2 separate regions of the Homo sapiens genome follow, and region 2 is linked to region 1. The links are chromatin loops, found by intact Hi-C in ENCODE. Cell type or tissue: Caco-2. All regions are shown on one strand. Each heading gives the region's core, and the rest is flanking DNA. Links, peaks and the distances in the headings are about the cores only.

Region 1 (8,342 bases), core at 176-8,175:
GTGTTCCCACCATTCAGCCACCACTTACAAGTGAGAAGTTCATGTGGTGTTTGGTTTTCTGTCCCTGAGTTAGTTTGCTAAGGATAATGGCTTCCAGCTTCATCCATTTCCCTGCAAAGGATATAAACATGTTCCTTTTATGGCTGCATAGTATTCCATGGTGTATATGTACCACATTTTCTTTATCTAGTCTATCATTGATGGCCATTTAGGTTGATTCTGTATCTTTGCTATTGTGAATAGTGCTGCAATGAACATATGTGTGCATGTATCCTTATAATAGAATGATTTATACTCCTTTGGGTATATACTCAGTAATAGGATTGGTGGGTCAAATGGTATTTCTACCTCTAGGTCTTTGAGGAATTGCCACACTGTCTTCCACAGTGGTTGAACTAATTTACACTCCCACCAACAGTGTAAAAGCATTCCTTTTTCTCTGCAACTTCACCAGCATATGTTGTTTTTTGACTTTTTAATAATAGCCATTCTGACTGGCATGAGATGGTATCTCGTTGTGGTTTTGAGTTGCATTTTTCTAATAATGAGTAATGTTGAGCTTTTTTTCATATGTTTATTGGCCACATAAATGTCTTCTCTGAGAGTGTCTGTTCATGTCTTTGGCCTACTTTTTAATGGGGCAGTGTGTTTTTTTCTTGTAAATTTGTTTAAGTTCCTTGTAGACTCTGGATATTAGATCTTTGTCAGATGTATAGATTGCAAAAATTTTCTCCCATTTTGTAGGCTGTCTGTTCACTCTGATCATAGTTTCTTTTGCCGTGCAGAAGCTTTTTAGTTTAATTAGACCCCATTTCTCAATTTTAAGCATAATAATTTTTATTGACCTTAGACCTTAGACATATCTCTACATTTGCCAAGGACTGGGTACATTTGCTGGTAAGCCCACTTCTTCGCAACCATTTCAGTTTCTGTCACTTGGCTGATACTCCGTAAAAGTTCCTGCAGGCAGAGCTTTTCTGAAAACTTCTCTTCGGCAAACTCTATACTGTCAAAAGTGAATCTCCTTCACTGGACTGTAAGCTATTTCCCCAGGACCTTGTACAGTGCCTGGCACATAGTAGGAAGAAATCATTTAGATGAAGCACAATTTGAACATAGTTCTCCTCACATTGAATTTAGCAACCAGAATCTTTAGATAAAGAAAAGTGTTCACTTCTTAATTTTATTTTGTATATCACTATAATCTTTTTAGTATCTTTAGTAGCTGAAACAACCACTCGGGTGGTTTTAGATGACTTTGTGACCAAATATTTGTAACATCAACTCACTTATTTTTAAAATGATATTACTACCCCTCATTAGATCTCTGTTATTTCTTTGTTTATAAAATGAGGGTGTGGATCAAATGATTTATCAGATCCTTTGCATCTTAAATTCTCTATAATTCAAATAGCACCCACTGGTTCCTCTTATCTCTAATAATTCTGGGGTAACCTGGCACACTTTTCTTATGCAGTTTCCCTTAGAGCAATGGACTAGCAACATCAACAACAACCAGAAACTTGTAAGAAGCACAAATTCTTAGAATTCACTCCATCTCCACAGTCTATTCTAAGGAGTGTTAAGTTTAAGAACTGGCCCCTGCTTCAAGAGATGACATCATTCCTCTCCCTTCAGTCTGAGTCCTTTTTTCAAACATCAACACTGGCTCCAACACTGCAGCAGCTGCCAGCAAACACCTCCCTGTGTTCTTCAGAGAGGAGAGCATCTGGAGAGTTCTTTACATTCTACTTGTCCTGCCTTTATGACCCAACACAATGTCTTTGTCAGCCTCATTAAAGAATTATAAGGTTAATTTTACTTCCCCCCAAATACATAACCTCTTTCCAAAATGGAGTGTCAGTTGATAAGCAAAGGCTGCCTGGCTAAGGAAAAAATGGAGAGAGGGTGTTTGTTGTATGCGTGTGTAGTGAAGGATCAAATCAGAGACTAAAAGTCAAGCAAAGCTACTGTGCAGGCATCACATTCATGAAGAAGCTTAAACTTAGAACTTTGACATAATTTTTAAATCACTTTGTATAAACTCACAGAAGTACACTGTCAAAATTGAAAGATGGCCATCATTTCTCTTGTGTCTCATACTGGATCACACTGCCTGTAGTGTATTGTGAATTATTTAAAAAATTAAAATTTACCTCATAGACAACATAATTGTATTGCAGTGGGTTTTCATAAAGGTGTTTAATCTGTTAGTCTATTAAATTCTTGGGGCCCATTTTTGCAATTATTCACTGTAATTGACCAGGATCCTCAATATATTGACTTGCCCTGTCCACTCTGAGGGGCTCTGGGGAGATACTTAGGATGCTCTATGTGTAAGGGCCCAACATTAGGCCCCAGATGGATACAATTCAACCTATGCTAATAACTTCCCCCATAAAACTAAACTCCATGAAGCATTCAAGGCACTTCCTAATTTTGTGTCTTGTTTAATTCTCTTCAAAAGTCAACAAACATTCCCCAAATTCTCACTGTTGCCAGACCGTGTATTAATGCTGAGGAAACAAAAATGAAAATGACAGACTGTATTCTCAAAATGCTCACAGACTGCCAGGGAAAAAGACTTGACCAATAGGCACAATTTATTATAATAAATACCGTAAGGGTAGTATGTACACAATACAGAAATTCACTTTAATTAGGGAAGAGAAAGCTTGCTGAAAAAGACATGCCCCAAGTAATGGTTCTGGCACATTGCCATTACACTTTGCAGCACAGGGACAGTTCTGGCAGAAGCCAAGGTGTCTGAAATCAGAGCTATTGCAAGGAGCCACAACAAGTAGCTGGGTTTTGCTGCAGGCTAAAGGGAGTGAAGGGGGAGTGGGAGCAGATGAGCCCACCTCTGCCTCATGGGTTTCTTAAATCTCTAAACTGCTCATTCACTCCAACACCTATTCCACATTTGTTGACAGCTTTATGGCCAAGAAAATCCAGGATACTGAACACAGGGACTTGTTAAGCTCCACCCTGCAGGTCTGCCGGGGCACCCAGAAGCTGGCACCCAGGCTACTCAACAGCCTGGAGGCTGACACCAAGCTCCGAGTTCTCCTGCCTGGAAGGTGTAGAAGACCGAAAAATATTAAAAAAAAAAAAAAAAAAAAAGTTCTGCGTTAGTGCAAACAGATCCGTATATCAGCAGAGAGTTATCAAGGTTAATGAGAAAAATTATCTCATCGGAACAACCCCCAGTTGGAGGCACCGGCGCCGAGCTGCAGCCTCTCTAATCTGGGAGAGCTGGGTCTCCCGTGCAAAGCGATCCATCAAAGTCACTTGCTGGCCTTCCCGCCTTCCCCAGGAACATGGCCCCCTTCCTCTGGCTGGGAAGGAAAGCAGGCAGCAGTGAGGGGAAGGGTCCCTGCAGTGGGCAGCAGAGCACAAGGGGACACCAGGTACACAGAGAAGCAGAAAAGGAAACAGGGGCCGTGCCCCAAACCTCCTGGCTGTGAAGAAGCCAAGAACTGAGGATGCCCAAGCAGGTGCCAGAGGAAGGAGAAAAATGTGTGCCTTACACACACACACCCGCACTCTACAGCACACCACACATACACACAACATGGGCATATACTGTACACTCACCCACCCACCTGTGCGCACACACACACACCCGCACTCTACAGCACACCACACATACACACAACATGGGCATATACTGTACACTCACCCACCCACCTGTGCACACACACACACACACACTCTATAGCACACCACACATACACACAACATGGGTATATACTGTACACTCACCCACCTACCTGCGCGCACACACACACACTCTATAGCACACCACCCATATACACAACATGGGTATATACTGTACACCCACACAAAGGTGCACACAGTACACACATATGCACACACAGTCATGCTCTGCGTCCTGCTGTCATTTGTTTTTAATCTCTCGTCCTTTACGGAAAGTAACTCTTTAGCCAGACACATTTTCATAAACACTTGTCCTTATGGTTCCTTTAGCAAGAGCATGGAATCTCCACCTGCTGCCCATCCTGCGGGAAGAGATTTTTTTTGTTTGGTGGTGTTGGTTTAGTTTTGCTTTGTTCTGGGGAAGGCAGGAGGCAATAAACAAGTAGAGGGGAAGTCACAGCTTTTGCAGAACCATCCAACATGCGGCACAGTGTGCCAGACCCGGGGCTGTTCAAGGTTCCCACCTCCCTCATCGCCCACCTAGGTTCGCGTCCTTGCATTACCTCCTTCTGGGAACTGCAAGCCTATCACCGGCAGGGGCCATGCCCCCGACCCCGACCCCGACCCCTTCTAGCCATGCCTCCCAGATTCCAAGCCTCTTCCACTCATTCTCAAGCCCCACCTCCTGGAGGAAGCTTTTAGCCTTCAATGATCTTCCCCCACTGGGGCGTCCTGTATTTAAGTTAGAGTAACTTCACGACTCTCCAGTAAAACACAGTTTAGCCAGTGATTTATATTGACTTAGATTCTCACTAGATTTCAAGCACGTCAGTCTTGACGTGTTGAGCCAGTTTGTAAGCGACTGCAGGGCGTAATCAGCTTTCCAACGCATTCTGGCATGCTCCTTCAATTCCTGGTGGAATGGGGAGGCAGGTTGGGATTCTAATCCTAAAGCACGGCCAATAGATTTTATTATACATACATACATATGTATATATATACATACATACATACATACAGCGGCTTCATTTAAGAAGCTACCTGTTTTTCTAAATATTCTGTTTCCAAGCATTTGCTAAGAACTTTTGAAGATGGTTTAGACTTACAAATTGTTCTGCAAGCACAGAATATAGTTGTCGTAATCTTCAGTGGTGAAGCCATTAGGAATGGGAGACAGAAGAAAAGTCTAGAAGGGATGATCCTTATACCTGAAGCTGAGAGATAAACATTCTCTTCAAAGTTTCTAGGTGACTTGGTAAAATTAAACAACTCCTAGAATTCCTAGGCAAATTAGCTGTCCAGTATGATCAAAGCATAGTGCAATTCATCCATTCTTCAGGTATTTATGGATTGCTTGTTATCTATGTTTTGGACTCTAGGCACTGGACATATAACGCTGAACAAGATAATTATGGGACTTGAACTCTAGAATTGCAAATGCTGATCAACACTATGAAGGGACTGCAGCATTGAGATGACAAGGGGGAGGTAAGTGGGGAATGGGGAAGGTGTGGTGAGAATTGATTTAGACAGAGTGACTGAAGAAGGTGAGGACATTCAAATTAAGACCTAAAGAACAAGAAGCAGGCTGACCTCAGAGAGTAGAGAAAGGCAGTTTGTCAAGTGGAAGAGTTGTTTTATTCAGATCTGTAGCCACTTGTTATTTAGGGCAGCTGCCCAAACAATGAGAATCCTGGGTCATGATTATAACAGCGAACTAGCATTTTTTGTTCATCTACAAAATGCCATCCTTAGAATATCACTCCAGGCAAGCTTATCACAAATGAGGAAATGGAGACTCCTAGAGGTAAAGGGAGGGAGTGTAGATTCAGCCTGAGCCTAAAGGCCTCTAGATGTGTGTTTCTTGCTCCTTGCTAATCATACATAGGTAAGTGAGCATGGCTCAGGGCCACCTAACTCCAGACTCTGAAAAACTGTTCAATGGGTATGTCTTACTGATGCCATGTCTGCAAATCAGATCTTAAACACATCACAACTATTCTACTTGTAAAAATCAGAGATATACATAAAGTAACTTTAGGAGTAGGAAAGGGTCAAAGAATTAAGCAAATAATCCAAGAAGTCCAGAATGGCTGCCTTGGAGCTTACTGCTATGTATCATGTATTAATGTTTACTGGAACCTGTCTTGATAGACAATAGACAGTCATTACTGGTTCTTGTCTTTTCTTCCTTCATTCCACAGACATTTTTTGAGAACATGTTATATGCCAGACACCATGGTAGGAGCTCAGGATACAGATAAATACCATGTTGACATCCTAGAATTTACCAATATTATTTTGTTGAACAGAGGAGACACATAAGAAAGGGTGAGATAGAAGTCACCGAAGGATTCTGTAGGGCATCCAGTGCAGCCTGGGAGGAGGAAGTGTTAGAGAGAGTGTCAGTGAAGGCTCCTTGGAGCAGGTGATGTCTGAGCTGAATCTCTGAAGCATCAGTACGAATTAGTTAGGTGAAAGCTAGAGGTGATGAGGATAGTCCAGAAAGAAATAGCACTGAACATCATGGCAATTGCTAGGTGGCCAATACGACTGCCCCTACAGTGTGGGGCATGAGGATAAACACAACAGCTGCAGTTTCAAACCTAACCAAAGACCAGGCCATGAAAAGCTTTCTGTCCTGCCGTAACAAGTTTGAGCTGTACTGAGGACTAAGGAAAATCACTGCAACTAGATAAGCATTGTTTTTACAGTACTCCCTCTGACAACTGTGTGAAGAATGAATTCGAGGGAGGCCAGGTTAGAGGCAGGATGGGGATGAGGTGCCTGCTGTGTGCCAGGCACTGTCCTAGCTACAGAACTCTCACTATGAACAAGACCAAGATGGAGTGAACCAGGTACTTGGAGAGATAAAGTTTCCCTGACAGATCGCCTTTGATCTGCATGACCAGGAATGGGCTCTCTGTGCTGCCCAGCAATCAGGCTGCATGGCCATTCACTCCTCCACCTTCCAGATATTTATCACCCCTCTTCTTCCCTCAAACTGCCTCTTCCTCCCCAACCTCATACTTAGTGGTTGACCTTGCTTCCTACTTTACTGAGGAAATGGAAGCAACCAGAGGGAACCTCCACAGACCCTCAACACCACATCTACCACTTTCAGAGCCTGCATGTCCTGGACCCCCTACCAGACATCAGCAGTGAGCTTCCTGTGCACCTGCTAAAAGCATCTCTCCACGTGGGCACTAGATGCCATTCCCTCTCGCCTGCTCCAAGCAATTCTCCCTGCCTCTTGCAAGACATTTTTCTTTTCCCATGGATTATTCCCATCAGCATACACATATGCTCTCATTCTTCCCATCCTAAAAATCTTTCTCTTGACTCGTTTTTCCCACCAGCTACTGTCATGTTTTTCTGTTCTCTTTGTTGGACATCTCACAAGAGTTGTCCATACTCACTGCCCCAATTTTTCTTCTCCCATTTATTTTTGTAAACCTACTTTCATCATGCTTTAGGCCCCTCTGTTCCACAGAAGTTATTCATCTAAATCCAACGGACAATTCTTAGTCCTCATGTTAAGTGACCTATTTATTATCAACATAATACAGTTGCATAAATCCTCTTCTTAAATATCTTTGCTTGATCTTGGTTCCAAGGCACATATTTTCTTTAGCTATGTTTGCTTTATCTATCTATGCTTTTCTCTATCTCACTGGTCATTTCTTTTTCTGTTTTTGAGAGAATTTCAGATTTTTTCCACGACTCTCTATGTTAGAAAGCCTTAGGGTACCACTCTTGATTCTCTTCTCTCTCTACAGTTGTAACATCTATATGTCAACACCTCAAATATGTATGTGTATATATATATATACACACACACATATATATATGAATAAAAATCTCACCCATTCCTTCAAATTCCAGCCTCACATATGCAACTGCTTCCTTAATGCCGCCTCCGCTAGAACATCTAATAGAAACCTCAAACTTCACATGTCCAAAACTGAACTCCTGGTCTTACCTTACAAAACCTGCTCTATTGGCAGCCTTGTCCATCTCCAGGGATAGCAACTTCACTGCTTCTAGTTGTTCAGACCAAAACTCTTGGGGACTACCTTAGCTTACCTCTGTCTTATATGTCCCACATTCAATCCTTAAGCAAATCTTATTCTACTGTCATGAGGTAGCTAAACTTCTTCTACTTCTGGCCGCCTTCACTGCTGCTACTTGACCAGAGAGCCATCATCACCTATTTCAAAAACCTCCTGACAGGTCTCTCTGCTTTCATTCTTACTCCCTAAAAATCTGTACTCAGTAATAGAACAATCCTCTTGAAACATGAATATCACTCTTTGCTTAAAAAAAAAATCCTCAGTAACAGCAAAGGTACCTGAAATACCTACCTTGCCTTTCCCTTCACCTTTTAAACCTCAATCTACTTTCTCTCCTTTGCTCACTCTGCTTCTGCCATTCTGGCCTTCTTACTGGTTGGTGGGTCTTCAAACTCTTCAGGTATACTTTCTCCTTAGGTTCTTTCTATTGAGCATTTCTGTTTTTCTTCCAAATTTCTCCTCTCTATATTCCCCCACCTCATATAAGTCTTTGCCCAAATGTCACCTTTTTTTGGAAAGGCCTAGTTTGAGCATCCTATCTTAAATGGTAACCCCTGACCCCACCAACTGTCGTGGTGCTCCTTACCCTGTTCTATTCCATAGCACTTG
Region 2 (8,342 bases), core at 185-8,184, 740 kb after region 1:
CCTTCATATAATAAAATTTTCTGAAAAAGAGAGAGAAAAAAACTAGTAAGCTTAAAGAAATAATGGCTAAAAATTTCCCAAATCTGGGAAAAGACAATAACATCCAGGTACAGGAAACTCAGAGGTTGCCAATCAAATAGAGTTAACAGGAAAAATTAAAGTTTAATAAATTTAATTAGAAAAAAATTGGAAAAAACAAAGATGTAAAACCATATTCATGGTTGTTTAAGAGTGTGTTGTACAAAATGATTAACATAGAGAATCACTATTGTACTCCTATCTTTTGGTCATTCTGCAATATAATTAAACAAAAGGTCACGAGGAAAAGAACGATTCCATATACTAGACATGTTTACTTTGAATGAACAGCATGTATACCAACATTTAGGTTTTTAATGTGATGAATAATCTTGTTTGTTAATTTATTTAATCCAAGGATAGGATTAATAGCATTGCTATTTTCAGGGAATAATGTACAGTAGACTGTTGATGGGAGTGGAAGTAGGGATTTTAAAGCGCTTATTTCATTTCCATTCCCACTTTCCACTTCACTTATCCATAGGGCAGCTTTGCTGTTGCCTGCATCTTGGTGTAGTTAGAAACATGGGCTCCCGAACCAGTCTTTCTGTGGGTTCACATCTTCGTTCACTATTTACTAAATATCATGCATTGGGCAAGTTATTTAGATGATCTGTATCTCATTTTCTTTGTGAACGAAATGGGGTTGATAAATCTCTATAGAGTTGTTGTGAGGGTTAAACACTTATGGAAAGTGTTTCATAAGTACTCCCAAATTGTTAGCAACCATTTACCAGAGACCAAAGGTAGGAAACAGTGTTTGACAGCATCAGAGAAAAAGATGGACAGGAACAACAAGCTGTTTGTTATAAAGCTCCTCTAGTATGGTGAGCTTTATTAACCAACTGCCGTGGCGGTGCAAGCAAGGGGAAAGCCTTCCTCCCTCCAGCCTTCCCGTGCACTTGCTGGCCCATACAAGAACGCTGCTGAGGTCAACTGTCCCTCAGGAAAGGGCAGTGCTGGGGCCTGGGAGTGCCTGCAGACCCTGGACCATCTTCAGACCCCTTTCTAGCTCCATTTTACTGCATTCACCAAGAAAACTTCTGGTTTTACTTTCCTTTCCCTAAGAATTTTATTGATTGATTGATTGTAGAAATGGGATCTTGCTATTGTTGCCCAGGCTGATCTTGAACTCCTGGGCTGAAGCCACTCCCCTGCCTCCACTTCCCAAAGTGCTAGGATTGCAGGCATGAGCCACTGCACCTGGCCCATCTAGGACATTTAAAAATATTATTTGTTCCTTGCTGAGCCTTAAACACTATAGATCCGTTTTTTTTTTTTTTCAGGACTTTTCATCTTCTGTTCAGATTGCCATTGCATTCCCAGACATGGGTGCTAAGAGTCTAACTTTGGATCTCTGACAAGTGGTGAGCTTCTCATTTTCTCTTGCAGCCCAGCTGAGCCCTCTCCATACTGGCCATATGCCTGCTCCCTTCCTGCTCTCCTGGGCCTCTAGCTAGTCTCTACCTGTCTGATCTGAGCCCTAAACTCCCCCGTCTGGTCTCTCTTCCTGACTCCCTATATGTATGCATGTTTCCAGAACCTTTCCTCTCCTGGTAAGTGACAGTAGAGAACCATTCAGCTAAATATAGATTTTCCATGTCTGCTGGATAAGATAGAAAATTAAATTTGAAAAACAATTCATGAACAAAATGTTTCTTAATAAATAACAGCTAAAATTTGTTGAGGAGAGAAAGCAGACTAAATATCTTCTAGTCTTATAAGTTAATTCTTATCATCAGAACTATGTGACAGTGCAGTAATCAAGGCTTAGCGAGCTTGAGCAATTTGTACAAAGTTAAACAGTTAATGGTGTGGAGTGGATTCAAGCCCTCTTTGGTGGCTGCAAAACCCACCGTCAGGTCACCAAGTTCTGCTGCCTCAGCTAATCACTTGATACCTGGTGAGATGTTCTTATCTTCCTTTGATCCCCACCACAGCCCTATAAAGGAAGCTGAGAAGGGCCTATTATTGCTATTTTACAAGCGAGAAAATTGAGGGCCAAAAAAGACGGCATCAGAGAAGGGGAAGGAAGTGGCCTCCAGACCTCCTAGCAATGAGACTCCAGGGCTCTTGCTACTTCAAGGAAAATTGATGAGATTCCACCCCCAAAGTGTGGTAAGGGGGTGAAGCTCTGTCTCCTGTGCTGACTGGTCAGCCAACTTTGTGATGGCTGGAAGCCCTGCATCCTACCATCTGTTAGGTATGTTTAATATCGCTACTGGTAACAAATTGATCTGTGGGAAGTGTTTAAGCCTAAGCTCTTCCCCCAAGCACTTCCCCCAGATTTAGTTTATTTAAATCTAGTTTCTTTCCCCTACTAACCAGTAAAGAGTATTCGAATTTGTAAGTTTCCAGCGTTTACAGCTTTCCAAATGAACCAGCCAGCATGAAAGAAGTATGTTTTCCTTTTATTTGCTATTTGTAATATTATAGTTTTCACTCTCAGCGCCCATTGGCAGATGCACAGGAATGTTTAGAGATGTATTTATCACTTGGGTTGGACTTGGCTTACACACCCAGCTCAACTCCTGTATCAGGGACTCACCACTCTTTATCACTGTTCACTATGCTCATCAGAAATGAAGCGGCATGTTGACTGGAACAGTAGCTCTATGCTGCCATCTTCTGGAATTCTAGAGAAGATGCTTTTCCTGTGTAGTTACTAGAAAATACTTTTAAGTAGAATTTAAGAGACCTAGACAAACAGAAAAAAACTCAAAACATGATAGATGCTTGTACACTGAAGAAGGAAGCCAGAGAAGATTATTTCAAAACCAAAATGACTGTAAATAAAAGTAATGAAGTTATGCTATGTTTTCATTTTCTTTTCAACATTTACTATACTTGCTGTTAAAAATTTTGGATTGAAATCAAATACCTGCTGTAGTATCGAATCAGACAGGGGTTGAGCATTATCTCCTGAAGATGTGCAATTTTCTTCTTGGCTAAAGCCAATTTATAACTAAGAAAGGCAATAGGGAACAATTCTCCCAGGATTCCATAGACAAAGATCACAGGAAAAGGGAACTTCTGAGATAAAATGGCATTTGTAATCCCCAAGAATGGCTCCAAAAAGACTGTGCTTGCTATAAATCAAGATTTATTTTATCTCTTGAATCTACAGAGATTTCAGAACAAAGGACTTAAAAATATTTTCCAAATCCAAAACGCCAAAAGTGTTAAGCATTTTGGGGATCCTTGTGTTTTTAGGCTCAAACCTCAAATAACTGAAAAGCAATGTAGCCAGAATTTCAATTTTTAAATATATTTGAAATGGTATCAAATTATAAAAAGTTAAACATTCAGAAATCTTGCTATAAAAGTAATTGTAACTGCTATTTCTCTTCCTTGGCTTTAGGTTAAATGTCAGCTCCCCAAGGAAGCCTTCTCCAACTGCTGGCAGACGCCAAGCTCCCTGCTTTACTTCACTTGTTGCTCTCTGCCTTTATAACATTGAACACAGCTGTCCGTGATTAAATATTTATTTGTGTAATATTTAGTCAATTCCTCCCCTTCTCTCCTCAAACATATCTGTTCTCCATGTCTGGCAGAGAAGAGATATTCAATAATTATTTGCTTAATGAATTAATGGCCTTTTGGTGTATGTCCTGGGGTCAGTATTTCTCAGCTTCAATCCCTCGTAACTTCCTCATCCACAACTACTGACAATTCGAGTATCTGTGCCAAATCCAAATTGTCTAATTTAGTTATATTCAGCATACTCCTAATGGAGCCCAGATGGAAAGTGGGCTCTTTCAAGTTCAAAGAATTCTGATCATAAGGGTTGAAGTATCAGGGTTTCTCAGATAAACAAAAGTCCAAAGAACTAAAGCATCCCATTCTCCAAGTAATTTGGTTTTCAATGTCATTAAGCAGACACTATTCCCTCTGATCAATACCATAATATCTCAGCCTCAGTTGACAAATCAGCGTTAGGTTGCTGTCAGATTCCACTAAGAACTATGTGCACCTTCACTTGTCTAAGGTGCCACTGGGTCCATCCATCCATCATAAGGAATCTTTGCCATTTAAGGAGTGATGTCGAGGCCGAGGCGGGTGGATCACCTGAGGTCAGGAGTTCGAGGCCGGTCTAGCCAACATGGTGAAACCCCGTCTCTACTAAAAATAGAAAACATTAGCCGGGCGTGGTGGTGCGCCTGTAATCTCAGCTACTCTGGAGGCTGAGGTAGGAGAATAGCTTGAACCCAGGAGGCAGAGGTTGCAGTGAGCCGAGATCTCACCATTGCACTCCAGCCTGGGCACAACAGCAAAACTCTGTCTCAAAAAAAAAAAAAAAAAAAGAAAAAGAAAAAGAAAAAAAGAAGTGATGTCATTTGAAGCAGCATTCAGAGTCCCTCTGAAAATCCACTTTTCACTGAAAAGACACAATTCCATATGTTAAAACCAGTGCAATTACCCATCATTTTCAGTGTGATAACCTGCTAATGCTTCATCCCGCTACTGGAGCCCGGTCTTATTAGTTAGGGCAGGGGGCCCTCTGCTGGGGACATGCCCAGGTCACTGCTTCAAGGCTGATGATCAGGCTGAGTCTGTGTGTCACTCTCACTCAGCTTCTGCAAGCACTGCCACTGGAGAACTGAGAGGACATCAATTGTGGTTGTAGAGCAATGTTTACCTTTGCTTCTGAATAGCATGGTGTGGGCATTTGAAACCTCATGTAAAATAGGTCCAGAAACTCTCAGACTGTTTAAAAGTGCATTCTTGTATTTGTCTGGTTTCCCATTTGATTTTCAGGTTTTACTGAAGTGAGCTGGTTGGGTTGCTTTCTGACTCTCTGGCAGGAAAAACAAAATGAAGTTGCTCTCTAAATAAACTTTTCTACTTATACAGCCATCGCTTTTTGACCTGTCAAGTCCCCTACAGGTAACACACTTGAGCCTATTGATGTGGTGCTATTCTCTAAGTTTCCAAAGCTTAAAGAACACCAGATAGCTAGGACCACGTTAAAGTCTGAAGTTAAGAAGTGGTTAGGCTATGATTTTGTGAATTTGCACTGAAAACATTGCCTAAGAGAAGAAAAAGAACTAAGAGTGCAGGCAGAGCAGAATAGTGTTTCATAGCGTTTGTGCGTGTTCACTCATTTTGGTTTTGTTTTGTTTTGCTTTTCTGAGGAATGAAATAATCCCATTTGTAAAAAATGTTACAAGGTCATTGTTTACTAAATCTTAGTTTACCAGATAGTTGTTTCTCCAATGCAGTTTAGATTATTGGAGTGTGGTCTCCCATTGCTGTCTTCTTTTCCAATATTGTAGCAAGGGCTAGCAATTCCCTCATTAGGACCTGTACGTTTATGTTTTTCCTGCTCAGTGGACAACCAAAGACAACTATCAAATTGAACTGCTTTACTTACTCCTGTAATAGACAGTTGGGCTTTTATAAGCATTGTTTGAGGTGCTTGTTCCTGGAAACTCTGCTACTGAAAATCCTGTTATTATCCAAGTCTGATATGATCAAGATAGCAAATGCCTGGCCAAGAACACAGACAGGTTGGCCTAGTTCAAGGAACATTAGATGGGAGGAACTTAGGCCTAGAACAGTCCGTTGATGTGAGATAAAAAGCATATCTGACATTAGGTAAAAGAAAAAAACCTTCTTTAAATTATGATTAATGCAAAATGAGCTATAATATGGATGTCATAATGAATCACTAGCAGGAAAAATTTTAATGCCAATGAAACTCACTGCAGTGGATCATATAAGTGCAGTGTATGGGATGTGTCAGGGGTGTGCAATGCGCAAGGGAGAAGGTACTCTGAACCTTGATTTCTAGATTTAGTTAGATAGAAACAGCCCTAGGCTGTTTTATGTGCCAGGCTTTGTACTAAGACTTTTAAATGTGTAAGTTCCTATAATCTTTACTACAACTGCATAACATGGGCATTATTATACTCCTTTTAAGAATGACAGAAAATGAAGACAGTTTAGTTATGTTTCTTGCCCCATAACACATAATCATTAAGGATTAGATGTGGAATTCAAATTTAATTATCATTATTATTTTGTTTTAACTCCAAAGCCTACTTACTTTCTATTAATTTACCCTCTCTTCTTGAACTCTGGTTGAAGGAAGCATGCAGTCTATATCCGTGGTTTTTGTTCAACATATTTGGGTAAATACACATTTCCCACTTTTATGTTCGTTAGAGATCTAGAGATTGAGTTTAGGTTTGTTATTTTCCCTTGTTTATTAAGTACAGTTACATGCTGTTCCACAGTGTTTTAGTCATTGATGGACCACATACAACAGTGGTCCCATAGGGTTATAATGAAGCTGAAAAATTTCTATTGCATATATGAAGCAATGCATTACTCACATGTTGGTGGTGATTGCTCACGTGTTTGTGGTGATGCTGGTGTAAACAAACCTACTGCATTGCCACTCATATAAAATTATAGTACATGCAATTATGTACAGTACATACTACTTGATAATGACAATGAATGACTGTGCTACTGTTTTACATATTTATTATACTATACTTTTAATTGTTATTTTACAATGTACTCCTTCTACCTATAAAAAATGTTTACTGTAGAGCAGTATGCCCGGTTACACCAGCAGAAGCCCATACATCTTGTGTTTACTACATTTGTTGATTGCATAATTTTCTCTTCTACTTGATGTGAGCATTACTTCAAAAGAATCAAAAAGATAAAACAATTAAAAAGTGCATAAAGTAAAAAACTTACAGGGAACTAAGATTAATTTGTTATTGAAGAAAGAAATTTAAAAACGGTAAGCCTGGTGCAACTTGTGTGCACTATTTATAAAGTCCTCAGTAGTATACAGTAATATTCTAGGCATTTACATTCACTCAGTACTTACTTACTGACTCACCCAGAGGAACTTCCAGCTCTGCAAGCTCCATCCATAATAAAGGTCATGCAGGTATACCATTTAAAAAAATCTTTTGTACTGCATTTTTACTGATCTTTTCTATGTTTAGATAAGTTTAGACACACAAATCCTTACCATTGTGTTACAATTGACTACAGTAATTGTACAGTAACATGCTGTACAGGTTTGTAGCCTAGGAGCAATTTAGCCTACATGTGTGTTAGGCTATACCATCTAGGTTTGTGTATGTACACTCCATGATGTTCACACAATGACAAAGTCACCTAATGATGCAGTTCTCAGAATGTATCTCCATCATTAAGCAATGTGTGACTGTGTACCAATTTTTTTTTTTCTAGAATGAAAATACTTTAACCTGGGATTCTAGTTAGATTAAGAAAGTCTGCTTTTTCTTTAAATATTGTAGATGACAGGTTGATTGTTTTGGACATCATACCATATATTTAGGATATATAATGAGACAAGTGGTATACTAATAGCAAAGAGAAACAAAAAAAGTGGCAAGTTACTTCTAAACTCTAGGCCTCAGTTTCCCCACTTGAAAAAATAAATCTGTTGGGCCAGATCATTACTAGCTCTTCTAACTATAAATATCATTATTTAAATAGAACTTTTTCTTTTTCTTTCCTTCCTCTCAACTTTCCACCTACCCTCCCTCCTTCCTTCCTTCTTTCCCTAAATTAGTCATATTAAAATACTTTACTTAGCTTTAATCATCCTGAGCAGACCATCTGCTTCTGTATTTTATCAAAAAGCAGAATTTGATCATAGCTGTTATAGAAGAACATTTACATTATTTATATTATAAGCAAATGAGTTGACATTTATACCACTGTGACCTAAATTCTCCTAAATCTTGTCTTATATGTGAAATGCGTATGATGTGTAAAGTTTTAGAAAGCTCTTAAGAAGGTTTTCACAGCTGAACAGTCTCTTTGATCTTCTCAAGACTTCAAAGCTACAAGTGTAGAATGCATTAATATTTCTTAAATTCTGAATATGATTCACAGGTAATTCAAATTTAGTCTCAGAATTTTAGTATGATCAATGAGTGATGTGTATATCAAGTGGACACCATTAATGCAAAGCACAAAATCTGTGTTAATCCTATAAATATTTAGTTTTTGTACAGGATTAGGAAAAGACTCTCCTTGTAGTATCAGCTTTGGAAAATATGACAAATGTAAATCTATGTTTAGACTAGTCAGTGTCATTTCAAAAGTGATTTTTTCTTTGTATTGCAGTGATTTTAATATATTTACCTAATTTCATAGACAGGTATAATTCTATTTGGTGTATTTAATTCTCTTCACTTAGAGTATACGAATTTGCCAAGTACCAATTCTGAGCAGAATCTTTTACAAGATGCTATATATATTTT

The links. Peaks named below come from ENCODE experiments on the same cell type or tissue, not always from the same donor. Only the 100,000 strongest peaks of a DNase experiment are listed, where the experiment ranks them.
Region 2: a loop joins it to region 1, with 3 times the contacts of the local background. A loop is called at or near these places in 13 of 110 quality-filtered maps.

The regions. Positions count from the first base shown.
Region 1 is chr2:138,085,103-138,093,444 of GRCh38, forward strand. No RefSeq gene overlaps it. Among named protein-coding and RNA genes, the nearest start is that of LINC01832, 13 kb to the right of the region's middle. In Caco-2, for the core only: no CTCF peak of the experiment used is centred there; a DNase peak (open chromatin) is centred at 4,519.
Region 2 is chr2:138,824,937-138,833,278 of GRCh38, forward strand. No RefSeq gene overlaps it. Among named protein-coding and RNA genes, the nearest start is that of NXPH2, 49 kb to the left of the region's middle. In Caco-2, for the core only: CTCF peaks have their summits at 2,720 (motif pointing left), 2,921 and 4,580 (motif pointing left); DNase peaks (open chromatin) are centred at 2,665 and 4,605.